Linked DNA regions of Homo sapiens: region 2 is linked to region 1. Evidence: chromatin contacts called from ENCODE Hi-C or POLR2A ChIA-PET data. All regions are on one chromosome and are shown on one strand. The core of a region is the stretch at or near the end of the contact, and the rest is flanking DNA. Distances in the headings are between cores, read along the strand shown.

Region 1 (7,934 bases), core at 3,708-6,207:
CAAGTGACAGGTCAAAGTCCAATGTAGGAGTAGGCGGGAAAACAGAGGAAGATGAGCTGCTTGGTCCATTAAAACAAGGGCTCCCAGCCCTAGAAACAATACCAGGGTAAGTCTTTGCTGCACTGGCTCTGTCTTGACTTGTGCTACCCACTGAGTGTGGTGTCCCAGGCAAGTTTCCTAGGCCCTAAAATCTGTTTGGGATGATGAATGTTACCAAAATGTCTATATTCATGTCCTGTTCTGCTGCCCCCAAAAGCATCAGGGTCTCGTATGGGCTTTGCCCAGGTAGGGCTTGATGGTTGTAAGCAACAGAAACTGATACCGGCCACTGGCAGCAAAGAGCACATTTGCTGGGAGGGCACAGGGAGGACCCAGGATAAGCAAGGGAGGCTGGAGAACCTGGCTTGGAATAAACAGCTCTGGGGCAGAACAAGGGAATCATGGTAGCTGGGAGTAATGACAGACTCGCTGGTCTTCTTGCAGGAATAAAGGAACTGTTTCTCCCAGCATCTAATAATTTCATCATTCAATTGAAGAGTCAAAGTTCTAGAAGAAAGAGCACTGTGCCCACCTGGACTAAGTATTCTCCAGCCTCCCCGCCCAACCCTCACCCATTCTCTGTCTGTCTCCATCCTATCCTGAGCCCTGGGAAGATGGCCTTTAAAAACTGCATCCATGGTGTCCCTTGTCCTCTGACTTCTGATTAGGTTTGTCCAAAATGAGCACTTGCAGAATGGAGGATGAGAGGAGAGACAGGAGGTTGTGTGTCCTTCTCCCCAGGTTGTCACGCGGCCTGGCCTCCAAGGGCCACAGCTCCTATGGTGGACAGGGACAAGGGGACCCAATCCTGGGTCCAGCTCCTGCTAGGTTTCAGTGAGGCAGTTTCTGGCCCTTGCCAGCTATTGCTGGTCTTAGCTGCATTCCCCACTCGATGGTCCTCTCTCTGCTTGTATCTCTGTGCATGTTGTGTCAAGCACTTCAGTTTTCTCTTGAGGGAAATCTCAGCTGTTTCTTCCCAGAGACATGGCTGGGACACCTCTTGACTGGTCAGGGTGATGAGTGGACCCAGTCCAAGGAGTCTGGGTAGAAACACATCAGTTACCCTGCAGGAGGGACAAGGGAGCTGGGATACTGACATGCTAACTCCTGGCATTCATTGGTTGGGCACTGCTTTTCCTGGGCACCTTCAGCTTGCCTCATGTGTGGGTACAAGAGGCTTGAGCAGCCACTGATGGCTCTCAGGCAAAGACACTCAGGGGCCGCCACTGGCACTAAAATGGTAATGGCCGAGCGGTTAATGGAGCACTGAGGAGCTGAATTTTTAATTGTATTTAATGGTAATTAATTTAAATGTAAAATGCCACATGTGGCTAGTGATGCCTGTATTGGAGAGTGCAGGTCTCAAAGGGACTATAGGTACAAAATAAATAATCACACAAGTGATTATGTAATGACAGTCTTGCACCTCATAACAGCGTTTTGGTTAATGATGGACCGCATACACAATGGTGGTCACATAACATGATAATGGAGTTGCCAGATTCCTGTAACCTGGTGACATCACAGCCATCATAACTTCGGAGCAGGACGCATTCCTTGTGTGTTTGTTGTGACACTGGTGCAAACAAACCTACCGTGCTGGTAGTCATATAAAAGTCTAGCACGTAAAATTATGTGTGGTACATAATACTTGATAATAAATTACTCTGTTACTGGTTTATGTAATTACTATATTATACCTCTTATTATTTAAGCATGTACTCCATATATATATATATACACACATATAAATATATGTATATATAAAGTTTATGTATATATAAAGTTACCTGTAAAGCAGCCTTAGGCAGGTCTTTCAGGAGGAATCTGGAAGAAGGCATTGCTATCATAGAAGATGGCAGCTCCATGCGTGTTATTGCCCCGAAGACCTTCCAGTGGGACAAGATGTGGAGGTGGAAAACAGTGATTCTGAGGATCCTGTCCCTGTCTAGGCCTAGGCTCAAGTGTGTGCTTGTGTCTTAGTTTTTAACAAAAAAGTTTAAAGAGTAAAAGTAAAACTTAAAAAAATATTTAAAGTAGAAAAAAGTTTATAGAATAAAGATATAAAGAAAGAAAACACAACTGCAAGCTTGTTGAAAGAAAGAAAGAAAATATTTTTGTACATCTGTACAATGTGTTTGTTTTAAGCTAAGTGTTACTAGAAAAGCATCAAAAAGTTAAAAAATTAAAAAAGTAAAAATTGACACTAAGCTAAATTGATTTATTATTGAAGAAAGAAAAATATGTTTTTACACATGTTGCGTTGCCAAAGTGTACAGTGTTTATAAAGTGTGAAGCAGGGAGCGGTAATGTCCCAGGTCACCACATCTCTCCACACTCACTCACTGGTTCGCCCACACCAACGTCCAGTCCTGGGAGCTCCATTCATGCAGGTATCCTATACAGGTGTAGCAGTTTTAAATTTTTTATACCATATTTTACTGTACCTCGTCTGTGTTGAGATAGGTTTAGATACACAAACACTCACCATGTGTTGCGACTGCCTGCAGTATTCAGTACAGCCATGGCCGCACAGGCTACACACATAGCCCGGTGTGTAGGAGGCTACACCATCTGGGTTTGTGCAGCAGGCTGTATGATGTTTGCACAATGATGAGGTCACCTAACAACTCATTTTGCAGAACACATCCCTGTCGTTAAGTGACATATGATGGCATCGCTAAGATCACCATTTTGCGCTCTCACTGTGGCCTCTATAATTTCTGTCTGAACAGGGTTACCAAGGAATGCCTCATTCAGCTGAGATCTGAAAGGTGGCTCTGAGGACGGAAAGGAGAGAGGTGGGGGAGGACCTTCCAGGCAGCGGAACAGGGTGTGCAAAGTCACGAGGCACACGGAGGAAATGGAGGGAAGACTAATTAGACGCAGAGTAATGAGTGCAGAGAGGGAGGACCAGAGACGGACAGGTAGGTCAGACCTAGGGGCCTTTACACCATTAGTCCCATTTTACAGGCAGGGAAAAGGAAGCTTCAAGAGGGAACATACACATCCGGAACCACCCGCTAGCATGGGGTGGGGCAAGAATTTGCACCTAGCTTCATGTGGGGCCAAAGCCCGCTCTTAATCACAGCTATGCCAGCCCCTGGAAGGCGATGGCTTCCATGCATAGCAGGAACTACCAAGATGGGAGAAGCATCTGCCACCCTGCAGGACGGACTGAGTCGGGCTTGGAAACAGACATCGGGGACCTGTCCAGGCCTGGCCTCCCTCAGGAGGCAGCCGCTTCCCTGGGATGGAGGCTGGAAAGCGAGCCCCAGGCTGCCTAGCTGGAGGCTGACAGGAAGTGAGGCGTGGCAGCTGGTGAACAGGAAGAGGAAGGGGCAAGTGTGCAGAGGGCAGAGGTGATATCTGGGAACTGTGAGAGGGAGTCGTCCTTCCTCTGGACCACTCTTGATGGGGCAAAGGGAAGAGGTGATGTTCAGGCTTTAGAGTCTCAAGACCAGGTTCAAATCCACTCCCTAGCCCTAGAGTCAGCCTCTTCTCAGTTCCGAGCATCAGTCCTCTCAGCTGTAAAATGGGCCGAGGGCCATTGTAAGGATTACCTAGCACAGCAGTTCTTCAAATGTGTGGCCCCGGGACCCCTGGGTATTCCTAAGGCCACGATTTGCCTTTTAGTCCTCATTCTCTTGTGAGAGTACGGTGGAGTTTTCCAGCAGCTCCATGAAATGCGAGGACATCATTGCTTTGCTGGCTGATGAAATCAATCTGTGCTGTGATTCCCGTGTTTAAAAAATTATTCCTTTTTATTTCTAACACAGAAATATTGATAGATACAACCTACATAGACAAAAGCCCTTTGGGGTTCTCGTTAATTTTGAGGAGTCCTGAGACCAACAAATTTGGGACCCTCTGGTGTAACACTTACCACAGGGATCTGGTTAGCACCCAATGCCAATAAAACTGGAAGCTGTGCCCGTTTCACAGATGTGGAATACAGTATGCTGGTCATGGCTCCTGGGTTGCAAGCAACAGAGAGCACCTTTGACTTGCTTACGCAAATGAGGATTTCCTAGAACTCTCTTAGTAAAGAAGCTGGAAAACCAGACTGGAGCAGAGGGAAGCACGAGGCAGTGTCCAAGGCCCGAGGTGCTGACACCATGGCAAGGTCTGCTTGAATGAAGCCACGTTTGGGGTCTCGCTGTCTGATGGAGCTGTTAAGGAGAGACCCCACGCTGTCCTGGGCCAGGCCAGTGAGATTCCTCCCCCCGGAACTTGGTTCTTAAGCAGAGAGACAACAACACTCCTGTCTAGAACACAAGGAAGCCCCTTCCCCAGGATGCAGGAATCCCATTTTGTCAATGGCCTTTCAAGAAAATGGGAGGTTTCCCACAGCCCCCTAACCTCCATGGCTCATGGGGCAAATGCTTAAACCAATCCCTCCCCCAGAAGGTGCCTGGGTGTTTAACAGAAGACTGATCCTGTCTGCATTTTAAAATTCACGATGTATCTCCCTGTCCCTACCGTCCGGGAGCCTTCTCTGTAAACAAGCCTCAGCTCCCACTCCCCTCAGCACCCCCGAATCATGCCAGTTTTTGCGGAAGGCCGTGGGCACACTGCCTCCCCTGCAGTGGGAAATATTTCACTGGGTTTATTGGAGAAATTGCCTGTCAGATATGATTATTTGTTTGGAGTTGTGTATATCAAATTCTGCTGGAGCCAGCGTGCTGTCACGCAGAGTTTATAGGTATATGGCAGGCGCAGTCCCATTAAACACTCCTTAAAAATATGCTTGGTTAAAAACAACAACAGCAACCACCACCGCCTTGTTTATAGTTAATGTAAAGAATCACAAAATCTTTCTTCCCTGGGGACTGCCTGTGTTTGGCTGTGTTTACTGTCTGTGCAGTGGAGCCGATGACTCTGACCTCACCCCACATGGCCGCCCCCGCCAGGACACCTCTCCAGGAGGGAGGCCAGACGACAGACAGCCGTGCTCTGTAATTCATTCCCGCTTTGCTGTGATTGCTTAATCACAGCAGGTGAGATGGATCCAGACTGACTAACCCTGAAAAAGGAATCCATCTGGCTCAGCTCAAATGATGTTTTGGGCAGGGATTTGATGGGCAGCATTAAAAGGTTGAAGAAATCCATCTATCCACGAGCCCTTGTGAGTCCAGTTCTGTCTATTGATGACGATTTACAAGGGAAGGGTATTTCACTGGGGTTTTGCTAGCTAGGAGACCCTTGGGTCAGGGCTGAGTCCTCCTGGCACGTCCTGCCTCTTCCCAGCCCTCCCCCACCCTGCCTGGCCTGGATCCCTCTCCTGCTGGCCACGTATCCCGCCACGGCTGCAAGGATCCGATGCCCGTGTCTGGTTGTAAGCAGCTGATAATATGCCAGCGCGCCCCTCCCTTGGTCCACATTTGCTTTGGGCATGAGCCCGTACAGGATGCTGGCACCTATTGATCAGAGTGACGTTGGTTCACGTCTGCTCAAAGAGGTTAATGTCCTTCTTTTGACAACTCATTTAGCAGGGACAAGGTGCCTACCTGATGATGGCAGGCTGCTCACTGGGCCCCTCCCCTAGATCCATATAGCACCCTTTGTGCTTTCACTGTGCCAGGATTTGAGAAAGGGGCTGCTTTGCCTTTCCCTGTCATTCCCTGTGATGGCAGCGGGTCTACACTTGACATGAGCACAGCCCATGTATGGGTGCTTGCCCCTTCCGCAGAGGAGGAGTGTGGGTTCAGGCAGACAGCAATGCTGAGAGGGACCTTCCACAGTTTCTCAGGGCAGGGAACAGCTACCACACTCTTCACCAGAGGACAGAAACAGAAACTCTGTTCATGAATCCGTGCATTTCTGTTGAGGGCTCCCAAAGATACAAGACGCCAAGATACAAATCTGTGATGAAAAAGGGAAGATATTTAGGGAGCGGTCAGGGAGCTCCTAGGAGCCCCAAACCACAGCACCCAGAACTGCCTACTTTGCTGACGCGCTTGAACGCCACCTCTCATTCTCATTCTCTTGCCTGTATCTTTAGCCCCAAAATCCTAGGAAAGGGAGGGCATGGTTCTCACTCTCATTGCCACTGGCAGAAATCTCCCCTAACCCAGCCCACCAAATGCTGTTGAGAGCTCTCTGGGCACCAGCCCTGCCCTGGGCTTTGGGGATGTGCAGATGGACACACAACTACTGCGGCCTTCAGGGAGCTCTTGGACCAGCAGGGAGTCAAGGCAAGCTCCCAGAGCAGCCCATAAGAGAGGCCCCTCCTAGAGTGGTGGGCTCTGGTTAATGGAGGGATTGAGCATGGGGAAGGGGTACCCAGTATTGTCCCCACCCCCTCACTCCTGTTTGCCAGTATCCTGGCTCTTTCTTCAGGAAACTACCCTTCCCCATTTCGTGAAGGTGGTTGGGGGTCAGGCGAATGTGTGTGCAAAGTGCTACCAATTAGAACCTCCAACTCCAAACCCCAGGCCAGACCCAATTCATGTCCTTTCCTGAGACTTCCATACTTGGACACTGAGAGATAGAAGTTCTTTCTAGTGTTTAGAGCCCAAGGATATGGGACGCACAATGTCTGTGCCCATGTGCCCCTGTACAGTGGGCTGGGCCTACTCACAGAGAATCAGAGCAGAGAGAGAGAAAGAGCATACCCTAATAGCATCCACCGAGCTCCTAGATCAAACCATGCCTGAAGGTCTCCCTCTGGATTCTTCAATTATGTGTGCCAATAAATTGTCCTGTTCTTTATTTTTTTAAAAATCATGGTGAGTTAATTTTCTGTCTCTTGCAATGGAGAGACTCCTGATTGACATAGGGGACCTAAGTGAGCTTTGTGGAGACATGTCATTTGGATGGGCCTTTAAAACAGTGGAGATTTGGGTAGGGATGAGAGCATCCAGACAGAGAGTAACTGAAGCCAAGATGTGGACAGGGAAAGTGGAGGGAGAGTACAGGGGAGTCCCTGCCTTTGTTCGCCATGGTATCTCTTGTGGCTCAGTATAGCTGATGCACAAAATCAACAAATGACAAGGCTTTAGTTGAACATGGAATGTGATTTGATGACTGTGTATAGATAAATCTGGAAAGGCAGGTTTAGAAACCTCAGGCGTCTCAATCACTCCCAGTGAATTAGCTCAGAGAGCAAAACAGTTAATGGGCTCCACGGCCAAAGGCATAAACACCAAGCTTTGGTTTCTCTCAGAAACTGCCTAGGATTTGGGATCTGCACAACAACACACCTGACTCCCTCCCACACTCATGCATCTTCCTTTCAGGACAAAAATCTCACTTTCAATCAATAATTACATCCTCACCTGACATGAATGCAAATGCAACTCTAAGTCAGCTTTTTCGTGCCAGGAGCCACAGTGGGAAATTGTTTCTCCGCTCTATTCATGGCTTTTGGAAATGGCCCCGAGACAGAGACCGTTCCATCCATAAGGATGTCAGGAAGGAGTTATTGTCTATGCACCGAAAGGCTGAAATTTCAGCAATTGCTCGATGATCTAATCTGGAGTGAAGCTCCTCTTTCCCCACCAGGATGGTGTTGAGCACTTTTGAAATGCTAATGTTTTCAGATCCAGACCCTTCGTTTTCAGTATCTCAGATGCCATAGTAAATTCAGGCGTCAGTGCCTATTGATTTTACAATTTCCTTGTTTCCTTCCCCGAACCCCTGCAATGTGTATTTGATTTTATTTATGAAAGACTCAACCTCGGTAGACAGTGGACTCAGGGCCTGCCCATAACTTATATCAGCCCAGAGCTGCAGGCCCGAACTTGCTGGTCTCCAGGGGTCCGGCCTCCCTCTCTGGACCGCAGGTGGGCATTGCTCCTCTCACCCTGCATTCTCTCTGCAACCTCCAGGGGTCTGAAGGGACCCAAAATGAACAAGACTAGGTTCCCCTTGCAGGAACTCACTGTCCATTT
Region 2 (7,934 bases), core at 2,364-4,863, 36 kb before region 1:
TGATTGTTTTCTAAGTATTGCATTAAAATCATTAAAATATTCTTTATCTTGATCACTGAGTTTTTTTGTGTTTCCTTAAATTTTGGGGTACAAAGTGAGTGCCTCTCTCCACTCTTGTCCTGGACCTGTGACCTTGCTTTCCAAGCTTCTCCCAGATTCTCTCCCAGATCTCCAGATCCTCTTCTGCTGAGCACTTGTTCAGTGACCTGCCCCAGCAGGCTGTCATCCACTCATGGAACAGATCTCACTGTCACCCTGACCCTGCAACCGAGCTCTTGTCCCTCAATACCGCTGGCTCTGTGTGAGACTCACTGGTTCTTGTCTGTCTCCACCACTGGATGCATTGAGCAGTACCTGGGGACTGGAGAATCTCAGTGCCCCAACAATGCCAGACACGTGGAAGGATGAATGAAGAATGAATGAATGAACAGATGAGGCAGCATTGCTAGAACTCAAGGTTTTATCAGTGAACCCTCATGGTGTTGTCATGTTCAGATAATTAAACTCAGTGGAATTTAGAATTTGAGAATCTAAGCAGTGTTGAGTTGTCCTTGAGGCATATCTTGCCTGGTCTAATACATGGAGCTTATCGTGGTTTATCTGCAATTCAAAAATCTTCTTCTTACAGGCTTTTAGTCACCACTGGGTCTTGAAGGACGAGTGAAATGGAAACTATCCGAACAGGACTGTCACAGCTCTCTTCCTCCAGGCACTCGCCTGTGATTTGCCACTTGATCTCACAGCTGCACGTCTGCCCCAGCACGGAGCCCAGCACTCGGAGGCTGCTCAGTCATATTCCTTAGATCAATGCCTGTGCAGCTAGCTTTGCTTTTAAGTGCAGCGTGGAATTTTAACCAGGACAAAGGCCACCTTAGTGCATTGTTCTTCTCTGCTCTGATGTTTAGGAATCTTAAGATGATGAGAGCGCATGTCTCCTGCAGATTCAATAAGCACATATTCTGTCTTCTAATCTTTTCATCAACAGTTTAATTGGAACTTCTTTCAAATTTCTACCCAGATCCCACTAAAGGTGAAAACAAGGGCTTGTATCCCCAGAACCCGGGGCATGTTTTATCTTAAAAACTCTTCAGTTTTGCATTCTTCTCTGATCTTTTTAACAGAAAAAAATAGTTCCCCTGCCAAGTCTTTGGGCAAAATTTACACTCCAGGAAGAGAAGCTCTGTTTTCCTGGTATTGTGCCTGCTGCCTGAGACCTGCAGGGCCAGGATGAGGGTGAGACAAGTGCCGTGCTCAGGGCTCAGAATGCAAGGAGGCCTCGCTCTTAGAGACCAGCCCTGCGCTTGCATGAGTCTGGAGGTGACATTGCTGAGCATTTTGCATCCTTGTGCCTTGCTTGCCTCATCATATTCTCAGTCCTGCCTGCACCCTGCTGTGAATCCCATTGTCAGAGATGGGAGCAGACCCTCGAGCTCAAAAGCGGTGTCAGAGAGTTCTGTCTCCCTGACTGCCCCGGCGGCTGCCCCAGACGTCAGTCTCACGTGCATCAAAACAGGCGATTCAGACAAAACACCTGCCTAAAGATCTGACCTGTGACTGCTGTGTGGACAATGAAGTCATTCACAGTGTTATCATCCATTCACTTATTTATTTATTTATTTTTATTTATGTTTTGAGACAGAATCTCCCTCTGTCACCCAGGCTGGAGTGCAGATGCCATGCTGGACACTGAGACCACAGTGGGGACCAGACAGACGGGATGCCACGCTGGACACTGAGACCACAGTGGGGACCAGACAGACCGGATGCCACGCTGGACACTGAGACCACAGTGGGGACCAGACAGACCGGATGCCACACTGGCCACTAAGACCACAGTGGGGACCAGACAGACCAGACGCCACACTGGCCACTAAGACCACAGTGGGGAGCAGACAGACCGGATGGCACACTGGACACTGAGACCAAAGTGGGGACCAGACAGACTGGATGGCACGCTGGACACTAAGACCACAGTGGGGTCCAGACAAATCAGGGCACTGGGCAGGGCCCTGCATTGCGGTGGCTTTGCTGTATTTGCATGAGTACAACCAGCCTGGAAAAAAGGAGTCTGTGTCTCAGTGAAGCTAGGCTTGTTCCTGGGGTATGCCCAGGCATCCCCTTTCTGCATTTGCAAAACTAACTGGTCCTTGAGAGGTGCTTGCTCCAAGAGTTAAACAGACTTGGGAAGAGCGGGATTTGGGGCTCTAGAATAGGCTTGGGATGCACATTTGCAGCTTAGACTCAGGGGAGTCCTGCGGGTCAACCCTGTTCAGCCTTTCCACGTTTGGCCCTTTTTTCTGCAACATCTGTGAACATCTGGCCAAACAGGTTCTGCCAAGCCCACTTTCTGACATGCTGATCTCAAACTTTTGTCTATAATTTGTTGGGCTCAACGTCATCATTGTCTATATTTGAGGGGTTGGAGGGCTTACCTCTCTTCTCCTTTAGAAAGCGTGCAGAGCCATGTGGACATGGTCTAAACATGTTTGGGGGGATGTGTGCTTGTGGGCAGAGGTTGCTGGGTGCAGGGCCTGCCCAGGGCTGCCTGCCATTGCTGGGAGCTTAGGGATGATTTAGAGATAAGGAGGATTTTGCTACTTCAGAGAGCTTTGGCATAGTCCCTGAAATGGCAATAATCAGTCAGAAACATTAAAAATGAAAAAAAAAAAAAAAAAAAAAAAAGCAGAAGGAGGGAAATCACAGGAAAGAAAAAAGATGCCACATTTCCAAGCAAGACAATTTAGAAATAAAATGGAAACAGCACCAGAGACTCACCTGGTAGGTTTTCGAGCTTTAGAAAATGCTCATTTCTGGGGCCAGGTGCCGTGGCTCACGCCTGTAATCCCAGCACTTTGGGAGGCTGAGGCGGGCAGATCACCAGGTCAGGAGTTCGAGACCAGCCTGCCAACATGGTGAAACCCTGTCTCTACTAAAAATACAAAAATTAGCTGGGCGTGGTGGCATACTCCTGTATTCCCAGCTACTTGGGAGGCTGAGGCAGGAGAATCGCTTGAACCCAGCAGGCGGAGGTTGCTGTGAGCTGAGATAGAGCCACCGTACTCCTGGCGCGACAAGAGCGAAATTCCGTCTCAGGAAAAAAAAAAAAAAAAAAAAAGAAAAAGAAAAAAAAGAAAAGAAAATGCTCATTTCTTTGCAGGGACATGGATGAAGCTGGAAGTCATCATTCTCAACAAACTAACGCAGGAACAGAAAACCAACCGCATGTTCTCACTCATAAGTGGGAGGTGAACAATGAGAACACAGGGAGGGGAACATCACACACTGGGGCCTGTTGGAGAGTGGGGGGCATGGGGAGGGAGAGCATGAGGACAAATACCTAATGCATGCGGGGCTTAAAACCTAGATGACGGGTTGATGGGTGCAGCAAACCACCATGGCACATGTATCCCTATGTAACAAACCTGCACGTTCTACACATGTATCCCAGAACTTAAAGTAAAATAAAATAATAAAAAAAGAAAATGCTCATCTCTGGCTGCATGTCAGAATCACATGAGGCCTCTTTAACAAGGCAGGCCACTGACACCCTCAGTGGGACTAGGGAAGGCCGGGGCGTGTACCATTTGAAAGCACTCCCGCCTCCAAACCAGGTGACTCTGGCAGGCACCCAAAGCTGAGAAGTCCTCGTTTTCAGGCTCATGTCGGAGCAGGAAAGTGTCCTCAGTCAACACTCTCTCATCCTTTCCCATACTCCTTTGTTCTGCTGAATTTTTTTTGGCATCTTATTAAAAGATTCCCCAATGATGAAACAACTATCCTCTCATCTTCGCCCTTCCCGTATTTCATATTATACTTCTATTTCTCTTCCCATTTGGATCTGCTTTGTGAAGGTTTTTGTTTTGTTGTTTTTCTTTCCTAATTTCTCCCCAACTTCAACTCCCCCCCACCCCCCACCCCACTTCTGTGGGGCAGCTCAGCTCATACAAACAGCTCCAAGATCCACAGCGGCATGGATATTTTTGACTGTGCAGCTGCAGTCTCTCTGGGAACTCAGCTACAGAAATCCCACGAGGATAGCAGGATCCGAAAGACATAACAGTGCCTGCATTTCTGCTGCTTACTGCAAGGACTTTGCAGGTCCTGGAGGAACCCGGGCCAGCTCTGAGGCCGGGGAGGTGGGTGGATGGGACTGTTGCTCGCCCTCCTCCCTTTGCAGCTTTTCCGCTGCGTTCCTCTGCAGGTCGACAGCCAGAGCGGGTGTCTGAGGCCTCCTCAGGGTGCCACCTGCAACTAGGTCAGCAGTTCTCAACCAGGGACATCGGGCAATGACTGGAGATATGTCTGGCTGTCAGGAGAGGGTGAGGGGTGCTCCTGGCATCTAGTGGGTAGAGGCCAGGGATGCTGCTTGACATCCTACGATGCCCAGGACAGCCCCTGCCCACCCTTTAAAGAGAATGAGTTGGCCCCAATGTCAGTAATGCCCAGGTGAGAACCCTTGAACCAGAACATAAAGTCCTTGAAGACTGGCAAGGTTTCCCCCTTCCTTGGCAGCCGATAGTTTATTATTGCTGAATTTGGGCTAGAATAGAGTTGCATCAACCCCAATTATTTTTATACCATTATCACTTGTTTCATAAATTTCTTTAAATTAAGTCACTTTGCTTTCTTAAGTCCAATAAGTGTATTTAACATGGGAATTTTATATAATTACAGTATTTGGGAAACCAGTATCACATGCCACAAATAGACAGTACCCCTAAAAATAAGTGAAATGAAGACAAAGCCGAGTTATGCGTGTGGCTGGCTGGAGATGGTTGCCTGCAAAGGTTCTGAACATGAGGTTCCCTTTTTCATGTTTGTTGCAATTCAAATGTCAGAAAAGGGTTAAAATATGCTCCCACTCCATGGAGACTTTCTCCTTGCAGTCGTGGAAGGGCCTGGGGAAGCGAATGAACTTCCAGCTAAGTCTTCTCAAACTAGGGGTCACTGGAGCCTGCCTTTCCTAGGCCAACCTGGGAGCTGGGCTCCCTGACCCAGGGGCAGCCTGGGGTGGCCATGGTGCTGTGGATTCTAGAGGGGAGCGGTTTGAGTTCCAGGCTCCGTGCTGCCCGTCACCAACTCTGCAATCTCAAGTGTCATTTACATTTCTTGGCCTCAGTTTCTTTCTTCGCCTGTAAAGTGGGGTGTTGTTGTGGCCACTCCTAGTGTGGTGGTGAGGATGGCAGGAGAGAATGAACACACACTCCACGCTTGGCACAGTACTGCACCCACTTCCTGCTTAGTAATCCCAAGTCTTCCCGTAATGCATTGTCAAGAAACATGAAGACATTTTCCACTACAATGTTAAATAATTAATGCCTGCATATCTTTAATGAGGTTTACATATTACATTAACTTATACACATGCACATGCACACAGACACACATGCAGGCCGTCAGTGTTGCAAAACTCAGATCACCGCGCCTGGTTTTCAGACACCTCAAGGATGGCAGATAAAACTTGGGTTTCCCAGCTGGCTTCCTCCTTTCCTTCATGGCCTCAGATGGCCCTGGAGCACAGCTCCCTTGGTGCTCTGGATGGCCTGGAGCTCTCCTCTCAGCTTTGAAGAAATTCCCAGGAGGCCTGAACAGGTTTGGAGTATGTGAGTCTGGAGAGGTGCTGGCCAAAGCCACTGAGAATCGAGACTTGGGGGCTGGAACATCACACCTGAGCTCTCTCAAGTGTGTCGAAAGGGAGGCCTCCATCGTGCCCAGCCCCCAACACCCTAGCTGAGCCTTGCTGCCCCAGGAAGCTCAGATCCCAGCCTGTCCCAGCCAGGGGGCCTGGGCTTAGCCTGGTGGAGGCAAGACTTTCTCCTGTGGTCACAAAGGGCTCCCTCCCTGGCTCTGAGGCTGGTAGATGGCATGTTGGACTTGAGGTGCAGGGAAGCCATTCCACTGCTGTGGGTTTGAGTGCCTGAGGGTTCAATGTATTTCACAGATGGTGTCCTTATCCACAAACCCAGGATGATACTCCTCGCGACCACTCAGGACTATGGCGAGGACTTAGTGGGACGGTTGGGGCAGGCACTTTGTGTAGAGGCTGGCACTCAGGGAACACACCATCAGCAGCTGCTATGAAGATTCTCAGGTCACATGGACATTTACCCTTTGTGAACAGACCCTCCTGGCCCAGAGAAGTTAATAAACAGGAAAACAAGAGGAACCTCGAGTGTGAATTTTTTCCTAGAAGTGAGCATTCATGTGGCGACTGGATTTTCTCTGCTGTCAGGTGGTGGAAGTGTTATCAAGAAAAATGAAGGTGGGGAGACAGCATGGTGGTGATGGTGGTGGTGGTTATGATGGTGAAGAAGATGATGATGATGATGATGATGAAAGTGGTGATGATGGCGATAGTGGTGGTGGTGGTAGTGATGGTAATGGTTATGGTAATGGTGGTAGTGGTGGTGGGGATGTGATGGTGGTGATGGTGATGATGTGATGATGATTATGGTGGTGATGATGGTCCTGGTGGTAGTGATAGTGATGGTGATAGTGATGGTGGTATTTGTGGTGGCTGGTAGTTGTCATGATTATGGTGGTGATGGTTGGTGGTGATGGTCTTGGTGATGGTGATAATAGAGTGTGTCTAATTTAAATATAAGGTGGTCAGAAAAAGTCTCAAAGAGAAGGCAAAATGCTTGTACAGATCTAAAGAAAACAAGGGAGTAACCCGCTGGTCTAACAGGGAGCCTGTTTCATGTGGAGGAAGAGCAAGTGTGCAGGTCAGGAGGGGAGAGTGGACCCAGCATCTGAGGACTGGCAAGGAGGCTGGTGGGCTGGGACAGAGCACTCTGGGAGAGTGCAGTCAGAGTGTGGGAAAAGGCAGGGGGTGGGTGTCATGGGACCGAGGCCATAGCCAGGACTTCAGCTTTTATACTGCATAAGATGCGGATGCACGGGAGCATCATGAGCTGAGAGGTGACATCTGGGACTTAACTTCCATCTGCAAAGGGCCCCTCTGGCTGTGGAGATGGCAGACTCGGGGGTGAAGGACTCACATGGACACCTGGGAAGAGGCATCTGCAAGAATCAGGGTGGGTTCTCCTACAGGAAGAGCTCATATCCAGAATCTATGCTGGAGGACAAATTGAAAAATTTACAGCCAAATAAATGTGGGGAGGGAGGGAGAGGGAGACCCTGCTCTGAGTCAGGGTTTGTTTTCTGCCCTGGCCACCACGTTCCCTCTGCCATTGTGGGTGGGAGGCTGAGAGAGTGGATGGGAAGGCAGAAGCTGGTTGGATGCACTGGAGAATGGCCTTGAAGGGTTTAAGCTGGCAGAGGACAGGCCCCTGGCCTCAGGCAGGACAAGCTGTGGCTTTGGCGAGGCTGATGGGCCTGGCAGGAGCCAGCACCTGGTGGCCTGACCCTGGCCGGCTGAGGAGGATAAACAGATTCAAAGGCTTCCTGGGCAGAGGAGGCAGGGCAGGACCCAGACAAGGGCCCTGGCTGTCTCCATGTCCCCTCTCCTGTGGATGTTTGGCTTCTCTGGGAGAGCAGGAAAGAAGAGGCAGGCACCTGTGTTATTTCAGCTGAAGGCGCGAGGAATAGTGCAGCGGAAAAACCCAAAATGAGTGTGGGGACAGCACTCCCAGAGGTGGGCATCTCCATGGGGAGTGGCCTGGCAGGATGGATGCCCACGACCTGCTTGGACTGGACATCACTGCTGGGGAGGAGGAGCTGGGGGCAGTGTCTGGCTGCCCGAGGGGCCAGCAGAGGCTTTGTACAGTGAGAGATCCTTGAAGTAAGGTGGCGTCTCCAAGATCAGGGTCCTAGGAAGCACATGTTTGGGGAAGCCCTCCTAGGTGACTATTCCTAAAAGGGAATGGTGAAAAAAAGAGATGGGGACATAAAACAACAGAAAGGGAAGGGATTGGGCCAAGGCAGAGCTAAGCATTTGATCATGGACACCTCTTCATAATGACTCAGCCCAG

Evidence for each region. A loop is a pair of places that touch in the nucleus more often than their neighbours do. ChIA-PET counts read pairs that join two places held with the same protein, here RNA polymerase II (POLR2A).
Region 2: a map of sigmoid colon shows a loop between it and region 1 (2.1-fold over the local background). The contact joins two enhancer-like sites. A Hi-C loop is called at or near these places in 1 of 168 maps with a recorded cell type or tissue (sigmoid colon). POLR2A ChIA-PET finds 5 or more read pairs at or near these places in 1 of 52 experiments (activated CD4-positive, alpha-beta T cell).

The regions. Positions count from the first base shown.
Region 1 is chr20:57,938,819-57,946,752 of GRCh38, reverse strand. No RefSeq gene overlaps it. Among named protein-coding and RNA genes, the nearest start is that of LINC01742, 61 kb to the left of the region's middle. Within about 2 kb of position 4,957, at least 5 of the 41 ENCODE cell types and tissues checked have a DNase peak (open chromatin) inside an H3K27ac peak, as active enhancers do.
Region 2 is chr20:57,973,475-57,981,408 of GRCh38, reverse strand. No RefSeq gene overlaps it. Among named protein-coding and RNA genes, the nearest start is that of LINC01742, 26 kb to the left of the region's middle. Within about 2 kb of position 3,613, at least 4 of the 41 ENCODE cell types and tissues checked have a DNase peak (open chromatin) inside an H3K27ac peak, as active enhancers do.